2 separate regions of the Homo sapiens genome follow, and region 2 is linked to region 1. Evidence: chromatin loops called from intact Hi-C (ENCODE). Cell type or tissue: B cell. All regions are shown on one strand. Each heading gives the region's core, and the rest is flanking DNA. Links, peaks and the distances in the headings are about the cores only.

Region 1 (11,251 bases), core at 1,592-9,591:
CAGCTCTGCGCCCCGCCGGCCCCCACACCGACCACAGCAGAGGAGACCGGCGGCCTCACTCCCCGCGCCGGCCCCAGAGCCCCGCCCGTGCAGGTGCAGTAGGGCCCGGGGCACAGGCGCGGGGGAGCCGGCAGGGATGGCTGCGCCCAGCCAACGGCAGCAGGACCACGAACACCCCACTGCACCCCGTTCCATGAGGGCAGCTTCCTGTGAGCCAGACACGGCCCTGTCCAAGGGATCCTACCGCCCCGGCCCAGGCCACGCCCCAAGGAACGCCCTGTGGGTGGTGCTGAGCGGCACAGTCCCCAGGCCCCGCGGCCGGCCCTGCATTCGCTCTCTCGTGCCTTCCCTGGGGGAAACGCCCAGCCTGGCAGCACAGAACCTTTAGTTACACAGGCCTGAGTTTGAGGTCCGGGGAATGGGAAAGTGAAACGTGATCGCTGAACCTGCGTCTCCCATGTTCACACTATGTCCAGCAGTGAAAGTCCATCGAGCCTCCGACCCAAGCAACAGGCATTCTTCTACCCTTCCCCTGGCTGGCCTCCCTTCCCACCTCACAACGCTCACATGAATAAAGCGTGTCCCTCATGCCACTAGAAGAGCTCAGCCTGGGCCACAGCCCCCTCTTGGTGGCCCTGGAGAGGCCTCCTCTCCAAGAACACCAGCCCACCATGGTCCTCTGAGGACGCAGGGCCAGACACCAAGCGGGCAGGTGGCACGGAAAGAAAATATCGCAAGCTCTGTTCGCCTAAAAATATCGCTCTTCTAAGGTGAATGCAGAAGAATTTTCATGTATATGACTGACCTTCACAAATCCAGCCAGCATTAGCCCATCAAGCACTGAACACATTTATCTAGAATTTAAACAATTTTACTTATTCTGCAAGCTGAGATCCTCTTTACTTAAAACTGTTTGTCATATAGATGAAGGGACCCGTCAGACAGAACATTTTATTTGGTTAAAAATTGGATGGCATACATATTTACACAGTATTAGTGGGACAGAAATGACCGTTTTGAAGTATGCCCTCAGCCATGGCTGCTGGCCATGGGCTCCAGCCGGCCACGCCCTGCAGGTCCCCATCGTTAAGCTCATCCTGGTTCAGAATCAAAGGTTAATATTTAAGTGGCTTTTCAATTTGTGTATTCAAAGATAGTATTATGACCTGTAAGCTACAGAAACATTCTCATATCCTTTAAGCCTTGTTCACACAGAGAAACTGTATCTAAAATTCTAAAAAGTTCTATTAATCACAATGGTAATTTTTAAAGCTTAGAAAGAAGAGGAAAAGACATCACCTGTAGGTCTGTTACCCAGAAACGGCCAACACCCCACCGGTGCCCTGAGTTCATCCCGTGCCCATGCCGAGGCCTGGTTTGCTCCGGGTCCTGTCGCCAGGACACTGGACACTGCAGCTGGGCAGCTGCAGACCCTCCCTGTACTTTCTCCACCCAGGGTCGGGCATCGGGGTTGTGGAGGGACAGGCAGATGGGAGAGGGCAGGGGTGAGACTCAGGGCTGGGCCCTGGGTTAGAATCTCTGGCTCCCTCACTTTTTGGCAAGGGTCCAGGCACCTGTGCCTCAGTTTACTCATCTGTGCAGAGAGCAGTCATCGCGCCCAGCACAGAAGGCTGTTGAAAGGATTGGACAAGTTAAATGATGGAAATGGCTCAGATGTTTATGCACCAGTGCCACAGATGTCCCAGATCCATGTAACTATCAGTCTAATGCTACCGTTACCACTCTTAAAAGTATTTCAGATAATGAAATAAAACAGACTTTCCAGATTCTGACATGATGTAAAAAGGCATCCGTAGGGATCACTGACCTGAGGTTTCTGGAGATGAGCCTGGCCCTGCCATGACACAGGTGGGGTCATGATGCAGAGGACAGCCACCTGCAGCTGCCACCACCTGACAGGATACAGGACAGTCACCCCCACCTGTCACCACCACGGAGGACAGAGGGGACAGCCACCCCCACCTGTCACCACTTGAGAGGACACAGGACAGCCACCCCCACCTGTCACCACCTGACAGGACACAGAGGGCTTCTGGGAACCACTTGTGTTGTCTGTGTGTCCAAAGGGCGTGAAAGGACAGCCCAGTGACTGTTGCCTGCACAGAAATGATGCCCTTGAGACCGGAGGCCCAGGACACCTGCCCCTGATGGGCTCAGCGCTGATGGGCTCAGCGCTGATGGGCTCAGCGCTGGGCTTGAGAGCAGGAGTGTGTCCTGCTTCTGCATGTGTGTTCTGAGCAGAGTCCCTTTCCTGCGTGGCTGCCAGGACACTCAAAGCCACTGCTGAGCTCAGGTTCAGTGATGGAGTGGAGCTGTCGTTTCCTCCTGTGTGGTAGCCATACTCCCAAGGCCCCCCACCTCCTGTTGGTGACACCCTTGTTTGGTGTCCCGGCGATAACCATATTCTAACCCACAGAACACAGCAAAGTGGAGTGGAGGAATGTGATTGTGTTACACAGGATTGCAATGCCCATTTCTTTGGAACCTGGCCCTCCCCTGTGGCTTTGAGGAAGCACATGGCTGGGCCGGGGAGCCCCAGGTGACACGAACAGCAGGTGGCCTCTGGAAGCTCACGCAGCCTCTGACCAGCAAGGAAGTGAAGTCCCGAGTCCACAGCAGCAGGGCCCGGGATCCTGCCAATATCCCAAGGAGCAGAACCCAGGTGGACCCTGGCCCACGGGAGCCTTGAGTGAGACGGTAGCGGTCTGACGTCCGCGCTGCACTGGTGAGGCCTGAGCAGGGGACCCCGGAAACCCGGAGGGAGATGTGGACTCTGTTCAGCCGTTTGGCTCATGGCTGGCATTGCCATACGCGGGAGGCACTCGCTTCTCTGCCATTTTTATTTTGTATTTTCTTGTTAGCAGCCCTGGGAGGGGCCTGGCACAAAATATGCCTCAAACACTGTGGAGAGAATGAAGGAGGGTGAGCAGGGGGTTGGGGGGGGGTGCTCAGGAACCCCTGGGGAAATGAGGTGTGGTATGTAAAAGCAAACATTTATTATTTGTAATAAAAACATTCACTGTTTTCTGTGTGTGTTTATTTGTTTGTTTTGAGACAGAGTCTCACCCCATCGCCCAGGCTACAGTGCAATGTCGCCATCTTGGCTCACTACAACCTCCTGGGATCAAGCGATTCTCCTGCCTCAGCCTCCCGAGTAGCTGGGATTACAGGCGCCCGCCACCACACCCAGCTAATTTTTGTATTTTTATTTGTTTTTCTTTTTTGTTTTTGAGATGGAGTCTCACTCTGTTGCCCAAGCTGGAGTGCAGTGGCGCCATCTTGGCTCACCGCAACCTCCACCTCCCAGGTTCAAGCAATTCTTCTGCCTCAGCCTCCCGAGTAGCTTTGTATTTTTAATAGAGAGAGGGTTTCACCATGTTGGCCCGGCTGGTCTCAAACTCCTGACCTCAAGTGATCTGCCCGCCTCAGCCTCCCAAAGTGCTGGGATTACAGGTGAGCCACTGCGCCCAGCCAAGACTCACTATGACATGGAACTTCTTCCATTTGTTTTCGCGTTTTGGGCTCTGAAATACTTACTGGTAGTGCGTGATCACCGCAGTGCCTTCCCTAAACGGGGAGCCGTGCCCACGACACAGGTCCCCCAACACACCAATGTGCCCCCACCCCTCCAGCCTCAACAGGCTTTCCCAGGCCTCTGCATGACCGGGGTGCTGGAGGTACATCCTGGGAGGTCCTTACCCAGGGACTGAGGTGTGAACGCATGAAAACGCAGCCTCCCTGCCTTGCACGGGCAGCTCAGAGCCATAACTCGTCCCCCAGAGCACCTCTCGGCCCGTCGCCACCCACGGGGCACTTCCTGAGAGCAGAGCCTGCTCTGCCACCTCCCTCTGAGGCCTCCCTGCTACTGTCGGAGACCACCACCCTCCCAGGCCTCCCTGCTACTGTCGGAGACCACCACCCTCCCAGGCCTCCCTGCTACTGTCGGAGACCACCACCCTCCCAGGCCTCCCTGCTACTCTCGGAGACCACCATCCTCCCAGGCCTCCCGGCTACTCTTGGAGACCACCTCCCTCCGAGGCCTCCCTTCTACTCTCAGAGACCGCTTCCCTCATTAGCTCTGCGGAAGCAAGCCCTCTTCCCGGGACCACGGTGGCTGCAGTACGGGTAAGTGGGTGCCGCACTGGCTTTTTCTGGAACCACACGATCAAGAGGGTTTGGCTACCGAAATGCCTAGAAAGCTTCAGGACCAGGCGCTCTCCTGAAAAGCTATTTGGTCAAGTGAGTGGTTTAGGTGGGCATGCGTGTATATGTGGGCGTGTGTGGGTGTGTGTCCATGAAAGTGGCCATGTCTGTGTGCGTGTGTGCATGTAAGAGTGCCTGAGTGGGTGAGTGTTGACCATGTGCATACGTGGGTGTGTGCAGGTATGTACGGTGTGTGCACATGTGGGTGTGGGCATGCATGTGTATGGGTGTGTGCACAGGTGTGTGGGTGTGCGTGTGGGGGTGTGCATGCAGGTATGATGTGTGTGCACAGGTGAGTGTGCAAGCGTGTGCAGGTATGCATGGGTGTGAGGTGTGCACGTGTGTGTGGGTATGTGCCTGTGTGTGGATGTGCATGGGTGTGTGCCGGCATGCATGGGTGTGGGGTGTGCACAGACAGGTGTGTGCATGGGTGTGCATGTGTATGGGCACGTGCACGTGTGTGGGTGTCCATGTAGGGGTGAGCATGTGTGTATGGATGTACGTGTGCACAGGTGGGTGTGCAAGTGTGTGTGGGTGTGCACAGTGCAGGGGTGTGTGGGTGTAGGTGTGCACATGCCTGATGGTGGACAGGAACCTCAGGTTCCTTCCTACTGCTCTTTCTGGCCCCACTAGTGGATCCGGAGTAGAAACCAGCCAGAGAGAAGCGCACAGGGGAAGCACAGCCATCACTTAGCAAAATCACTTAGTGAAATCTGGGGGAAAATGAGAGTGGGCTGAAGGCAAAATCAGTGTGCTCTTTCAGCTGGAGAACATAGCAATCAGGGGAATAGGGGCATGGAACAGCCCAGAAACTGGATACACAGAGCTGCGCAGCCGTCATATGCCCCAGGAGGAGGAGGGCGGCGGGTGTGTTCACGCACCACGTGCAGCCCTGGCTGCTCTGCTGCTGGAGTCCATTCGGGCTGCTGTGACAACACGCCTAAGCCTGAGCCACTTGTCAACAACAGACATTTATTGCTCACAGTCCTGGAGGCTGCAAGTCCAAGACCAGGGTGCTGGCGGATGTGGCGTCCCATGAGGCAGCCCTCTGCTTCCAAGACGGCGCCTCTTGACAAGGCTCAGGGTGGACAGAGCGAGGGAGCTCCCTGGAGCCTCTTCTACCCGGGCCACTCATGCCATTCGTGAGAGCACAGCCCTCGTGATCTACTCACCTCCCAAAGGTCCCACCTGTTAACACCATCACATTGGGTATTAGGTTCCAACCTATCAATTTTGGGGGCCACTAACACTCAGGCTACAGAAACTACTAATGCATCTTGGGATATTGTGAAACTGAAAGGTGACAACGTGCCAGCAGCCCTCGCTGGCTCTCGGCGCTTCCTGGGCCTCCGTGTCGGCTCTGGCCGTGCTTGAGGAGCCCTTCGGCCTGCCGCTGCGCTGTGGGGCCCCTCTCTGGGGCTGGCCGAGGCTGGAGCCAGCTCCCTCTGCTGGCGGAGAGGCGCGGGCGGGAGCGGGGGCTGAGCGCAGCGCTCGCGGGCGGCGCGGGTTCCGGGTGGGTGCAGGCTTGGCTGGCCCGCCGACGCCTGCTGGGCTTGATCTGGGGATGAGCTCCCTCTGGGCTGCCGGAGTGCCCAGGGTAGATGCTGCAAAGTTCTAAAGGGAGTGCTACTGAGAGGTGAGGCCGGCTGGGCTTCTGGCTCCGGTGGTGACTTGGAGAACTTTTCTGTCTACCTAAAGGATTGTAAACACACCAATCAGCACTCTGTAGCCAGCTAAAGGTTTGTAAATGCACCAATGAGCACCCTGTCCAAATGGACCAATCAGCTCTCTGTAAAATGGACCAATCAGCTCTCTGTAAAATGGACCAATCAGTTCTCCGTAAAATGGACCAGTCAGCAGGATGTGGGTGGGGTCAGATAAGGGAATAAAAGCAGGCTGCGGGAGCCAGCGGTGGCAACCTGTTAGGGTCTGCTTTTGTCCTCTGGGAGCTTTCCTTGTTTGGTTTTCGTAGTAAATCTTACTGCTGCTCAGTGTTTGTGTCTGTGCTGCGTTTGTGAGCTGCAACGCTCACGGTAAAGGTCTACAGCTTCACTCCCGAAGCCAGCGAGACTGTAAATCCACTGGGAGGGGCAAAGAACTCTGGACGTGCTGCATTTTTAGGAGCTGTGACACTCACCGCGGAGGTTTGCAGTTTCACTCCTGAAATCAGTGTAGACCACGAACGCACCAGAAGGAACAAACTCCAGACACACCGTTTTTAGGTAACCGTAACATGTACCGCGAGGGTCTGCGGCTTCATTCTTGAAGACGAGACTAAGAACCCACCAACTTCTGGACACAAAACCACCCCAAAAAGTGAGTTTCTAAAGGAGAAGCTAAAAATAAAGACCACGAAAGTGTTGCCCATGGTGATAGCTCCAGACGTCCGGAGACGGTGTTCAGCGCTGCTGCAGGAGAGGTATGTGGGCAGAGTGGGGAACCGCATTCCTCCATGGAGGCTGCTCTGGAGGGCTGGTGCCTGCATCGGGGTTGCATTCAGCCCCTAACAAAGCTGTAGGCAGCCGCTCCGTGTGGTGCGGGGGAAGCCGGTGCAGGCATTACTCCTACAGCGTTCTGTGGTTTCTTCTCGGGAGTGATACAACCCACTGTCTCCACTGTAAGGTTTAGTTAATGCTGGGTGACAGTCTGATCTCACGTAGCCAGGTACAGATAAAGTACAACACACTCCTTAGTCTCCTTCCTTTCCTGTCCGCCAGGTGCCCACAGGGGGCCTGCACTTCAACTCCTGAGCAGCTGGGCTCCCACCCCTAGCCTGAGCCCTGCTGTTTCCTGCTCTCTGCCCTGTATCCTTGTCAGAGCCTCAGCTCTCTCCCTGTGCTGAGTTGGCGCAGGTGAGACGGAGGGACCAACGCCTGGCCCTTAACGTCAGTGCCTAGTGCACACTTACCCAGTGTGTGCGTGGCCTACCAGCGGTACCCAGCCATGGGGCGGCAGGAATCCCTCTCTGCCTGCAGTCCTGCCACCCTGGTCTTCTGCCTCCCCAGGGAGTTTCCACTTTGCGGAGAAGTGGGGGCCAGAGAGATGGGGGGAGTTAGTGGAGGGAACAGGGAGACAGACCCTTCCCTTCATGGTCCTCAAAGGTACAGGCGCTGGTGGGCTTACCTTATTATGGAGGCTGCAGCTTTTGTGTTCCTTCCAGGACCACAGAAATATACCACACACCCCCCAAAGTAAATAAGTGATTAAAATCAACCGGGATGGGGGCTTGAAGCCGAAATGGAATATAAGCAGTAACAGGTGAACCTCATCGAAGGGAGTGGGGAAAAGAAAACCTACCGCATGCTTTGGAAGACAGTATCATGGGCTGTAAGACAAAAAGAATGGCGTGCAGACACTGTGCCCTAGTTTGTGAAGCTGTTTTGCACAGCAACCTGGGTTAGCAATTATGAGATTACTTTGTGTGTGCTCCAGACTTGAGCAAGCAAGCATATTGTGGGTAATTAGAGCCGGATACATAATTTGCGGGACCTGGTGCGAAATGAGATTGCAGGGCCCTTGCTCAAAACTCATTAAGAACTTAAGGATGGCGACAGCAGAGCTTTAAACTCTGAGCAGGAGGCCCTGTCTGGCCGCTCAGGTCACCTTCCAGCGGCCGCGCTGTGGGTGACGAGCCTCGCTGCTGGAGAAGGGAGCTACCAGTAAGGAGCATGGGAGGCTGGGAGGGGAGGCGGCAGTAGGAGCTTGTAGTTTCAGCACGGAAGTGTCGGTAGACGGCTGGGTAGACGGGTGTGAGCCTGGCATGGGCCCGTGTGTTCTCACCGAGGCTTTAGCTGTGTCCACTGGGGGACCTCGGAGCAGGGACACCCTACAGCCATGGGCACCCCCAGAGCCGGATCTCGGGCACTAACATCTTTCTCCAGGTCAGGCACTGGGGCCCCCAGATAGCACTGAGGCAGGGAGGGTTCCCGGGTGAACATGGAGTGGTCCCACAAAGTAAGGTAGAGCGCCCAAAGGGCAGCGGGGGGGGGGTGGTCAGTAAGGCAGAGCGCTCAGAGGGCAGCGGGGGGGGCCAAAAGGATGCAGGACCAATCTACACGGCTCCAGAGCCAAACCTGGGATAATCGGAGCAAAACAATACATAAGTATACCAATGGGCCAGGTGCAGTGGCACGTGCCTGTGATCCCAGCACTTTGGGAGGCTGAGGCAGGTAGATGGCTTGAGTCCCGGAGTTCTAGACCAGCCTGGACACATGGTGTGAAACCTTGCCTCTACAGGAGATAAAAAATCAGCTAGGCATGGTGGTGCATGCCTGTGGTCCCAGCTACTCAGCAGGCTGAGGTGGGAGGATCATCTGAACCCAGGAGGCAGAGGTTGCAGTGAGCTGAGATCATGCTGCTGCACTCCAGTCTGGGTGACAGAGCGAGACCCTGTCTCAAAAAAGAAAATTATAGTAATAGTTCATAACTCATAAGGCTAAATGCCCACAAGTCCATACATAAATGCATAGATAAATAAGGGGGAAGAGGGTGAAATGCTCGTCTCCTCCGAATTGCAGTTAATGTAGAAGGAACGATGGTAACAGAGAATGGCCATTTGGCAAACAACACAGGAATCATCGAGGGATGTTGCGATTAGTAGGCAAAATTAGGATGAGAAATGGGATATTTCTTGGCCTCAAACTATCTCCCGACAAGATAATTAAAGGGAAAATGTAACTTTGTGGCAGAGAGCCCTGGCAGATACCCCTGCTCCCAGCAACCGAGCTTAACACGCCAGTAACAGGCCCAGATCATAGGTCTCCTGATGAGATGCCCTGAAGTCAGCCTGGCATAGCTTCTGTGGGTCCTGCCCAGAGGATATGTCCTAAATGCAGTCATGAGAAGCAGCTGTGTGCTGGGCAATGGCCCCACACTCCAAGCTGTCCCCACTGGGAGGCAGCCAGGGAGAATGACAACCAAATGCAATGTGTGGTCCTGGACTGGGCTGTGGGCCAGAAAGACACTGGGATGGGGCCTGTAGATAGTTAATAGTATTGCATTTCAAATAATTTTTTAAAAACAGTATTGCGTTGGTGTTAATTTCCTAATTTTGAACATTGCACCATGGTTCTATGTGAGATAACTTCTAGGGAAACTACTTACAGGATATGCTGGAATTCTTTGCACTGTTTTTGTTTTTTGGTAACTTTTTTCATGACTGAAATCATTTCAAAGTGACTATTTAGAAATTAAAAATGAAAACAAGATGATCTTTTATCCTCAGAGAATATCCTTCTAAGTATAAACAGTGTGAGTGCTGTGCTCACAAGTCACCTGAAGGCTGGGCGCGGTGACTCACGCTTGTAATCCCAGCACTTCGGGAGGCCAAGGCGGGCGGGTCACCTGAGGTCAGGAGTTGAAGACCAGCCTGACCAACGTGGTGAAACCCCATCTCTACTAAAAATGCAGAAATTATTCCAGCATGGTATCCCAGCTACTCAGGAGGCTGAAACAGAATTGCTGGAACCCGGGAGGTGGAGGTTGCAGTGAGCCGAGACCACGTCACTGCACTCCAGCCTGGGCAACAGAGCGAGACACTTTTTTTGTTTTGTTTTGAGACAGTTACTTGAAATAATTTCACTTGTGTGGTTGCATCACCAGCACTGTGATACGTAGTTGTCCTGTGGCAAACGGTGCCCTCCAAACACATGTCCGCCCACAACTTCAGAATGTGAACTTGTTTGGAAACAGGCTCTTTGCAGATGCAATGAGTTAAAGTGAAGTCATTCTGGATTAGGGCGGGCCCTAAATCCTGTAGCTGATGTCTTATGAGAAGACATCAGACAGACCAGCACAGAGGAAGAGCCCCACGCTGAGAGGGAGCAGACTGGAGGGATGCAGCCAACAGCCAGGGCACACCCAGGGCCACCAGCAGCCACTGTGTGGGAGAAGGGGGTGGAAGGAGCCCACTCTGCCTGCACGTCACTGTCACACTGTGGCCTCTGAGACGGCAGGTGCCTGTTGTCCTGAGCCATGTGGTGTGCAGCACCTTGTTATGGCAGCCACAGGAGACCAACATCACCATCCAGCTCACGTCTCCACTTTAGAGTTCACCTTCTTCCTTTCGATGGCGAGGACGGCATTCTGCAGACGTGGAAGACTTACACCCTCGGAAGCCAAAACCACAAAGCAGGATTCCTTCGGAGAGGTCTAGCTGCTGTACAGATAACTGCTTTATTAGATTTTACGTTCCTTCCCACCCAACCTTCATTTCCCCCATGATCAGACCAACGGTAAGGCAGCCTCACCCTTTCTGCCCCTTTGTCCTTTAATGCAGGAAAGATGAACCCTAAAATTGGGGTTTTGCCGGGAGGGTTCTTGACTTCACCCAGGAAAGAGTTTGAGGGCAAGCTGGAGGTGTTAGCTGCTCCTTGTGGAGCGGGGTTGACTCACAGGCAGTGTGCCCAGAGTCCACAGTGTATGGGCTGTTGGCAACTGTATTTATACCCACTTCTTTTACATGCAGATTAAGTAGAGATCAATGCAAATTGAGGGGTGGGTTATTTAGAATTGTCTAGAAAAGAAGTGACAACTTCTGGGTCGTTGCAATGAAAAAAGGTGGTAACTTCCAGGTCATTGCCATGGCATTTGCAAACCATCATGGCCCTGGTGGGAGGGTCTTATGCCAATGAGCAATGATGGCAGCCAGGGATCACCCTCCTCGCCGTCCCCTGATTCCTGTCTCCACTTCATCCCATCCAGCCCAGATCCTGTTTTGGTCAGTGGGTCAGTGACCAGAAAACAAGTCCTGCCACCTTCCTACCTCATCCCCTCTCTTCAGAGATGAGATCCTTCCCCTTAATCTTAAGGGGGTGCAGAAGGGCAGGGTCTGTCTTCTGGGATTGCTTCCTGCTGTGTTCATGGGCATAGGTCCTGTGTAAGGTTAGAGGAGGGAAAATCTCTGATCTAAGGGCCCCAGAGGCCAGACACTTTCATTCTCCAGGTCAGAGGATAGGATGGGTTGAAGCCTGTACCAGTGTTGTCTTTGTGTGGAATTGTTGCAATCTACAGGACTCGAGCTTTGCTA
Region 2 (8,000 bases), core at 1-8,000, 110 kb before region 1:
CAGTGGGTGCCATGGACTTGCTGTTTGTTACTTGTGGCACTGAGGCTACAGGGCTTCCTGCTGTCACAGACATGGGAAGCCCGGGTGCTGTTCCCGTTCCCTCAGTCAGGGACTCACAGCCCACCCATGGCACAGCCCCTGGGGCATCTGGAGTCTCCCGCCCCACTGGGCGCCATGCAGCAGCCCCCTCGTTCCTCAGCCCTGCCTGGCGGGAGCCGTGCATTCCACGTGATCCGTCTCCCCTCCTCTCTTCCAGCTCTGATCCAGTATATACGGCCTGTGTTCGTGTCCCGGTCAGACCAGGATTCTCGCAGGAAAACAGTAGAAGAAATCAAGAGACGGGCGCAGTCCAACGGAAAGTGGCCACAGGTAATGCACGTAGCCCTGATTGTGTTTCAGTGGTTTTATTCCGAAAGATGCGAACTTCGCGAGTGGGGAGAAAGAAACTGGGGCCCTTCCTCCGGGGCTGGATTCTGATTCTCTTCTCCTAGTGAGTGCGTGAACTCAGGAGGGTGCTGTCAGGTGCATTTGGTTTCGGTGCCCGAAATTTAAAGTTAAAGTAAAGAAAAACAATTCTCAAATGCATCTCAGCTTCCTGAATCATCTTTTCTGAACTAAGTTCTGACTCAGATAGAGCATTGCTCACCCGCCCTCCTGGTGCAGTGTGATTTTGGAGTTGATGTGTCAGCCTGCTGTGTGTTGGGTGGTTCTAAAAGTCCTGGAGTAAACTTCCTGGTCTGTATGCTGGTTCCCAGGCATTCAGAAGCCCTGAACCCAGCTGTAGGGGCAGCCTGGCTGACATTAGCTTGGACGCTGTTTTTCTTCTTTCCAGCTGAGCCATCATTAGAAGCTGGAAATTTTACAGAACTGTCTGGGATCTGATTGCTCACGAAGCTTTGCAGGGTCTGGCTGGGGGCAGCCCCTTAGAGGGCTGTGACTTCCAGGGTGCCCCAGCTCTGCCCCCACAAGCACAGGCAGTCTCCTCCCCCACCCATTTGGCCTGCCTGGCCCTGGGCTTGCCAGGGTGAGCCCACGCCGGCCCCCCTGAGGTCTGTCTTCCTCACGGGGCCCAGAACTGAAAGCAGCCTGCGGGGCTGGGAGTTTGAGGGCAGTTTTTGCTACTGCAGGCCAGTGTGAGTCAGAGGAATTGAAACCCCGGTGTGGAGGGTGCTGCCTGACTGGGGCTCGGCTCTCCTGCTCATCCAGCCCGTTGCTGGGGTCCCAGCCCTCCTTCGGCTCCATCAGCCAGGCACTGCCATTTGTGGGTCTTTGCTCTCCTCCCCACCTTCTTCCTGATGAGAATGAGTGCTGCCCCCAGGAGGTGCTTATGTTGTGCCAACCGTGGGTTATATTTAGTTGCACCTGGTTCTCACAGTGTCTGAGAGGTGGGCACCGCGACTACCCTGCTTTCCAGGAGCTGTAGTTGAAGAAGACAGATGCTGTTTATGTGTTGATACTGCTGCCACACTTTAATAAAACCAGCAGAGCGGAAATCAGTGTGTGCTTCCATAATGCATTTTAATAATTTACGTACTGAATATGATCCCAGTGTCCAAATTATGTCAGCAGAAAAGAAAATATATTGTGAAGATTGGCTTCTGTAAGTTCTGAATTATAATTATGTACAGTTTAATGCTGATCCTTTTCTTTCTCCCACTTCCAGATAATGATTTTTCCAGAAGGAACTTGTACAAACAGGACCTGCCTAATTACCTTCAAACCTGGTATGTAGTTTTCTTAAATGTTTATTTTTCTCCTAGAGAAAAGGAAAATATTAAAGAGATGTTTTTTAATAATGTGCTGTGCACATAAGAACAGTTTCTGTTTTTATCCTGTGTGCTGGGGTTCTTAGAGGTATTCCTAAGAAAAGTCACAAAATAAATTTGAGAATGTGAGTCAAGGATTATCATGTTTGCAGGAAGATGGAGAAGTTACGGTTTCAGGGCGTTTCCAGTGAGGTGGAGATAGATGTTTGCCTCTGTTTTGAGGTCCAGGCTGGAGGGTCCTGGGTGCAGAAGGGGTCTCACTGCCTTTGAATGGCTCAGGGTACCCTTCTTGGCCTGCAGCTCACGCCCCACACCCGCCTGGGAATCCCAGGTGCAAATCCCTGCGAGCCATCCTCAGATGCCCAGGTCCCCAGGTCCCCAGTTAGACAGTGTTCTTTCTCCCTGGGGAGGGGGGACTCAAATGCGTGTGAACTTGGGTCTCTCCCGCGGCGGTTACCTGGGTCTAGTATTGTGTCTGCACCCCTGACGTGGGAAGTGTGGCAGTGAGCAGGCAGCAGAGTCCACTGTTCTTTTTGCGCTGAGTCTGTTTGGAATTCTGCACACCCTTGGGCGTGTCAGAGGGTCCACCTGGATCCTGTCGTCTCCCTTGGGCTACTTTAGAAAGTAGTGGCTTTCATCAACTGTGTCCATACTGGGGCATGCAGACCTGTTCTCTGTGGTTGGATCAGAGTCACGTGGAAAAGCCAGTTCCTCGCTCACACTGGCACCGGCTGCCGTGCCTCTGGGGCCGCACAACCTGAGTGTCTGGACATTTATGGGAGCTGGGTCGAGAAAGTGTGCAGTCACTCACCTACGTGTGCCGCCGGGGTTTCCGAGCCTGTGGCCATCCTCCTCCAGCTCAGATGCGCGTGCTTTCACCCTCCACCCTCCTTGGTGCAGCAGGCAGATGGCAGGTTTTGCTTCCAGAGGCTTCAAGGTGCAGCTCACTGGAAGGTACTGGGTCTTCCCGTTCCATTGTCTTCACCACGCGTGGTTCTGAGTCATTCTGATCAGAACCAGAGATGCAGAGGGTGGAGGCGGCACGCGGTGACCACGAATCCGTGTGCCCCCACCACACTGGGTCCGTGCCTGGGCGTGGCCTGTGGGCAACCTTGGTGAAGGCCAAAAGTGGGCCGTGTTTCCAAGGCCCCAGGCAGAAGACAGCTGGCAAGTACGTCAGGTCTTGTTCCTTGACAAGGTGTGGGGCTGGGGTCACTGCTGGGCCCTGTCTTCAAGGGCAGGTGTTCCTCGGGAGTGGAGCCTCGTGCCTGCAGGGAGGCCCCTGGGGAGGGCCATCGCCTTGCCCTTTGGAGCTGGCGGCCCTTGTGTAGACGTGAGGAGGGCGTGTGAGCACCTCTCAACGCATATCACGAAACTGAGGGGACTCATGGCGGTGCCCAGTAGGAGCTCACTGTGTGCAGTCCAGGAAGGGCGCTCGCTGTGCCCCAGGTGGGTTCCACGGGGTCTGGGGAGATGACACGGTGGCTTGATCCTTTCCCCGTCTCCATTTCCAGTGGGTCCAGCCATGAGTTCTGCGTGTCACCTGCAGGCCCGGGTTTCCGGCTGCCTCGAGTCACGTGTTCGGAATCTCTCAGGCCCTCATGCGTCTTAGCTGGGTACTTCTTAGTGAGGTTTGGAGCCTCCTGTTTGGAGGTGAAATTGGTGTGTGGTGCGTGATCCTGACGCCTCGTGGTGGAGCCCTCCAGAGCCGTGAGCGTCTCCCGCCTTGAGCCTGACAACAGAGGCACCCACAACCTGCCTGCTGCCTTGGGCTCCAGCTGCCCCAGCTCCATGGCGGCCCACCCACTCAGACCCTCCCTCCACCTTTCATCACATCGCCTGATGTTGGGGTCACGTTGCTGGGGTCACCCGTTTGGGCACCACTGCTGACTCCCCGCCTTCATCCCCGGAGACCTTCCCGCATTGGGCCCAGCCTCCAGCCTCAGGCTCCTGGAGCCTCCAGCAGGGTCCTCCTGGGCCCAGGTGCCTTCTTTCTCCTGAGTGTCTCTTGTCTGTGCTGCACTGTCCACCTGAGTCCCCCTGTTCTGACCCAGGCCAGGGGTGCCGCCTCTGAGGTGGGGGTGATAGAGCTCAGCAGAGCCCTGTGGGGTCTGCTGGATGTGGTGGGTTCCAGCAGGGCTGGGACCCTCAGGGCTCTGCAGGGATTGAGTTGCTCCTGAAACAGGCCCATGTGGGGCCTTCCTCTCCAGTGCCCACACTCACCCTCCTTGTCAGAGGGCACTAGAGCAGGATCGGCTGACTGGGTACCTGGAGACCCCTCCTGGAAGGTCCTGGGCCCACGCCCTCCACATGCCCACACCCCACCTGCCTGCCAGCTCCAAGCTCTCAGAGCAGAACGAAGACAGTGAGAAGGCCCTAGGATGCTGCGTGGGCCCAGCGATGGCACTGACAGCCCGAGGATGCAGAGGCGGGCCTACCAAATGTGGCTGTTGGAAGTGGACGCAGCTCTCACTGGGCCACAGTGGCCTCCCTGCACGGGCTGTGAACAGACATGGATGTGGCTGTCCCTGGCCTCCCTGCACGGGCTGTGAGCAGACATGGATGTGGCTCTCCCCGGCCTCCCTGCACGGGCTGTGAGCAAACATGGATGTGGCTGTCCCTGGGCCGCAGCGGCCTCCCTGCACAGGCTGTGAGCAGATGTGGACACGGCTCTCCCTGGGCCATGGTGGACTGTTTCTTCCTGTGGGGTGGGCTGTGGGGGATGGTCAGGGTGAATAAGGGGTGATGGCCTTCTGGGGGCCTCAGGGGTCCCTGTTGAGCCATCTTCCAGCCTCATTGTTGCAACTAGTGACGTTAGACCCATGCCCAGCACAAGCTATGTGTGAATATGGAGGTTTCTGTGCAGTTTAGAAGCCCGTACCTCCTCCCCTCTGCCTTGTTCCTGCATTCAGAAGCCCTGGGCTCTGACTGCCTCATCTTGGTTTCTCCCAGCCTGGCCCTTGTGCAGCCTGCCTTGGGTGCACAGTGCTGGCGGGGTCTGGGTGCTGCTGACCCTCAGGGGCCCCTGGGAGACTAGGGAGGCCAGAGACCCCTGCAGACTTTCCCACCGGGGTTTCCATGAAGTCACTGACCTTTCAGGCTCATGGGGGGTTTCTGTGCTCTTGGGGACTTTCCTGAGAGGTCCCCAGGGTGTTGAGGTTTCCTTTGATTCTTACTGAGTTTCAGTGATGTCCCCTTGACACATGGTCGGGATGGTCGGCTGAGCTGTAGCAGCAGAGCCATTATCACCCACAGCAGGTCTCGGCACTCCACGCGAGCTCCTGGGCTCGGTCCCAGGCAATGAGGACTATTTCCTCCACACTGCGTGTCTCAGGGGCTGGGACTCGGCTGCCGGGCGTTGGAGCTGGGGCTTGAGCCTGGGTCTGTGCCAGCCCTGCCGTCCTCCGCCTCCCCTGACACAGCCACCCGTCCACCTGGGCACACAGAAGTGCTGGGTGAACTGCATGAGCTTGCTCCCAGGTGCTGCTGAGCCCACAGCAGGAAGGGGGCAACCCAGCCCTGGACACAGGGGAAGCTGCGGCACACGGGCCCAGGGACTTGGGGTGCCAGCTGGACACCAAGGCTGCAGGTGGATGTCCTGCATGAGACGAAAGCTGAGTGGGTTGGGCGGTCAGCTCGAGGTTTCAGCCCTGACACGGGCCTCTGGCCTCAGGCCACCGTGAAGGGAGAATTGGCCCTAGGGACAGATGCTCCTGGCAGCCCTAGGGGCAAGCATGGGCTCCATTCTCCCAGAATTGTGCAGAATCCCGCAGCCAGGACCAACCGCAAATTCCTGACCACATAGTGGCACTCGCTGGCAGCCTGGGAGGAACGCGCTGCCTGGGGATTCACTCGCCTGGCCTCAGGTCGCCAGGCAGGGGAGCCCTTCTCAGACCGCCTGTCCTGTTCTAAAACTTGAGTACTTCTGATGCCTGAGTTTTCCAGTTAAAAAAAAACTCTTTCAATAGAGATTTAAATAGAATTTAAAATAGAAACAATCATCCACAGAGTCCATGGTGCCTTGCTCCAGCCCGCAAGGGCACAACTCCGGCCAGTGAGAAGGCGGAGCGGCTGCTGGGTACAGCCACAATTCCAGTGGGAACGGGGAAGTTCCTGAGCCTCTGCGGCCTGTGGCTCTAGCTGGGCCTCGCTGGGGCTCCTCCTGATTCCTTGGGAGCCCATCAGGTGGCAGCCACTCAGAGAGAGAGGCAGATCCCGGGCAAGTCCTGCTGCAGCTGTGACCAAATCCGCCCGTCCTTGGAGCTGAGCCCCAGGGGCAGGTGAGGGCGGCGGGTGGGGCCCCGAGGCAGGTGTATGTGCTTGGTGAGGGCAGACCCTAACCCCGTCAGGTGGGTGAGCATTGGCCGGTGATGAGGACCCCCACTTCCCACCAACGCCTTCCAGCTGGTGCGCGATGTTACAGCAGAAAGTGTCCCTCCACGGATGTCTTCCAGCTCGTGCGCAATGTTATAATAGCAAGTGTCCCTCCACAGACGCCTTCCAGCTGGTGCGCGATGTTACAGCAGAAAGTGTCCCTCCACGGATGTCTTCCAGCTCGTGCGCAATGTTATAATAGCAAGTGTCCCTCCACAGACGCCTTCCAGCTCGTGCGCGATGTTAAAACAGAAAGTGTTCCTTGGCCGGGGAGCGCCCCTGGCCGATGTTCCTGCCCATCCGTGCTGTGGCGCTGGGTGTTTACGGTCAGGACAGATGTTGAGATAGTCCAGGCATGGAGTGCCCTTGCTGACCAGGAAGGCCTAGACAGAAAAGCTCACTTTTATCCCAAGGGCAGCATGAGAAACGCAGCAGACGCTGTCCTGCGTGGGCTGCCATGGGCAACACCGCTGTTCCTTTCTCGGCAGGTGCATTCATCCCTGGAGCGCCCGTCCAGCCTGTGGTTTTACGATATCCAAATAAACTGGTGAGTTGTGTTTTTTTGGGGTCAGCTTCCAGGGGAATTCTCCGGGAAACGGGAACTGCGAGCTGCCTCTGTGCACCTGTGTCTCTGTCTCTCCACACCCTTTATCTGCGCCACAGCCCACACTTGGCCATGCTGAGTCCATCCGGCCTCAGCGCTGGAGAGGGCAGGACAGGCCCGGGCCCTGGGCTCGGCACGTTCCTGAGTGCGGCCTGTTCTATGCACGTGTCCCTGATCAACCCCATGATTCCACAGTGGTCCCCAGTGTTCCAGAGCCCTGCTTCCATAGCTCCTGACAAAGCTGCCCTTTCCTCTGTGTGCCAAACCTGACATTTTGGAGAGGGAACCCCTCCACCCCACATCACCGGCCAGGGCCCCCAGCAGCTTTCAGTACCCAGTTCATGCTCCAGGAAGTTTAAAAATTAAGAACATTTAAGTTCTGGAAGGCGGAGGCAGCTGGAGAGAAAGGAGGTGACTTTGTCATTTCTGTGGTTTTATCATTTAGTGCCCAGGTTTTGTTTGGTTTAAGAGAATTAAGAAGGTGTTTGGGGTCCAGAGCTCCTGGGGCGAAGGTGGTAGACCCCACCTTTGGGAGAAAGTCTGGACGAGGCCTCAGAGCAGTTCCCCATGGGGCCTTGCCACCTCTGGAGGAGGCTTAGCCTGCCCTGGCTCTGCCCCAGCCCACCACACCACACCCCACCCCACCCCACCCCAGCCTGCCCTGGCCCATCACACCCCACCCCCCTGCCCCACCCTACTCCCCCCATCCCAGCCCACCCCGGCTCTGCCCCACCCCAGCCCACCCCAGCCTGCCCTGGCTCTGCCCCACCCTACCCCACCCCACCCTGCCCTGGCTCTGCCCCACCCTACCCCACCCCACCCTGCCCTGGCTCTGCCCCACCCCACCCCACCCCAGCCCACCCCACCCCACCCCAGCCTGCCCTGGCTCTGCCCCGCCCCACCCCACCCTGACCCAGGCCCTGCTCCATCCCTGCCCCTGGCCGCAGCCCCACCCCCTGGCCCCGCCCCTGCCCATGTCCTGCCTCAGTTTCCACACCTGTAAGGTGGCTGCTGCACCTTCCTCCAGGTGCTCTTGGATGCTCAGAATACTTCCGGTTCCATCGGCCCTCCCCACTTAGGCGACCTTGCCTCACAGGCCTGCCGCCGAGCTCAGGGCATTCATTTGGTGCCAGCTGTGTTCCCCCTTCCACAGCAATGACTCCCGCACGTCCTTGCCCCTTCATGGGCTCCTGGAGCATAAAGACGGCCCAGGTGGACTCAAGGTCCCCACAGCCCACTGGTGCTGGGCTCACTGC

Evidence for each region. Peaks named below come from ENCODE experiments on the same cell type or tissue, not always from the same donor. Only the 100,000 strongest peaks of a DNase experiment are listed, where the experiment ranks them.
Region 2: a loop joins it to region 1, with 6 times the contacts of the local background. A loop is called at or near these places in 2 of 110 quality-filtered maps.

The regions. Positions count from the first base shown.
Region 1 is chr5:1,374,954-1,386,204 of GRCh38, reverse strand. LINC01511 (long intergenic non-protein coding RNA 1511) reads left to right here and starts at 6,132. Exons shown (of 2, transcript NR_125810.1): 1 at 6,132-6,643. RefSeq lists enhancers at 1-80, 137-431. In B cell, for the core only: CTCF peaks have their summits at 5,496 and 5,701 (motif pointing left); a DNase peak (open chromatin) is centred at 5,754; H3K4me3 peaks cover 641 bases.
Region 2 is chr5:1,482,115-1,490,114 of GRCh38, reverse strand. It overlaps LPCAT1 (lysophosphatidylcholine acyltransferase 1), which reads left to right. Exons shown (of 14, transcript NM_024830.5): 4 at 257-369; 5 at 1,664-1,724; 6 at 6,629-6,687. It overlaps LOC124901162 (a long non-coding RNA gene), which reads right to left and starts at 584. Exons shown (of 2, transcript XR_007059103.1): 1 at 1-584. In B cell, for the core only: no CTCF peak of the experiment used is centred there; DNase peaks (open chromatin) are centred at 643, 1,144 and 4,914; H3K4me3 peaks cover 1,260 bases; H3K27ac peaks cover 7,627 bases.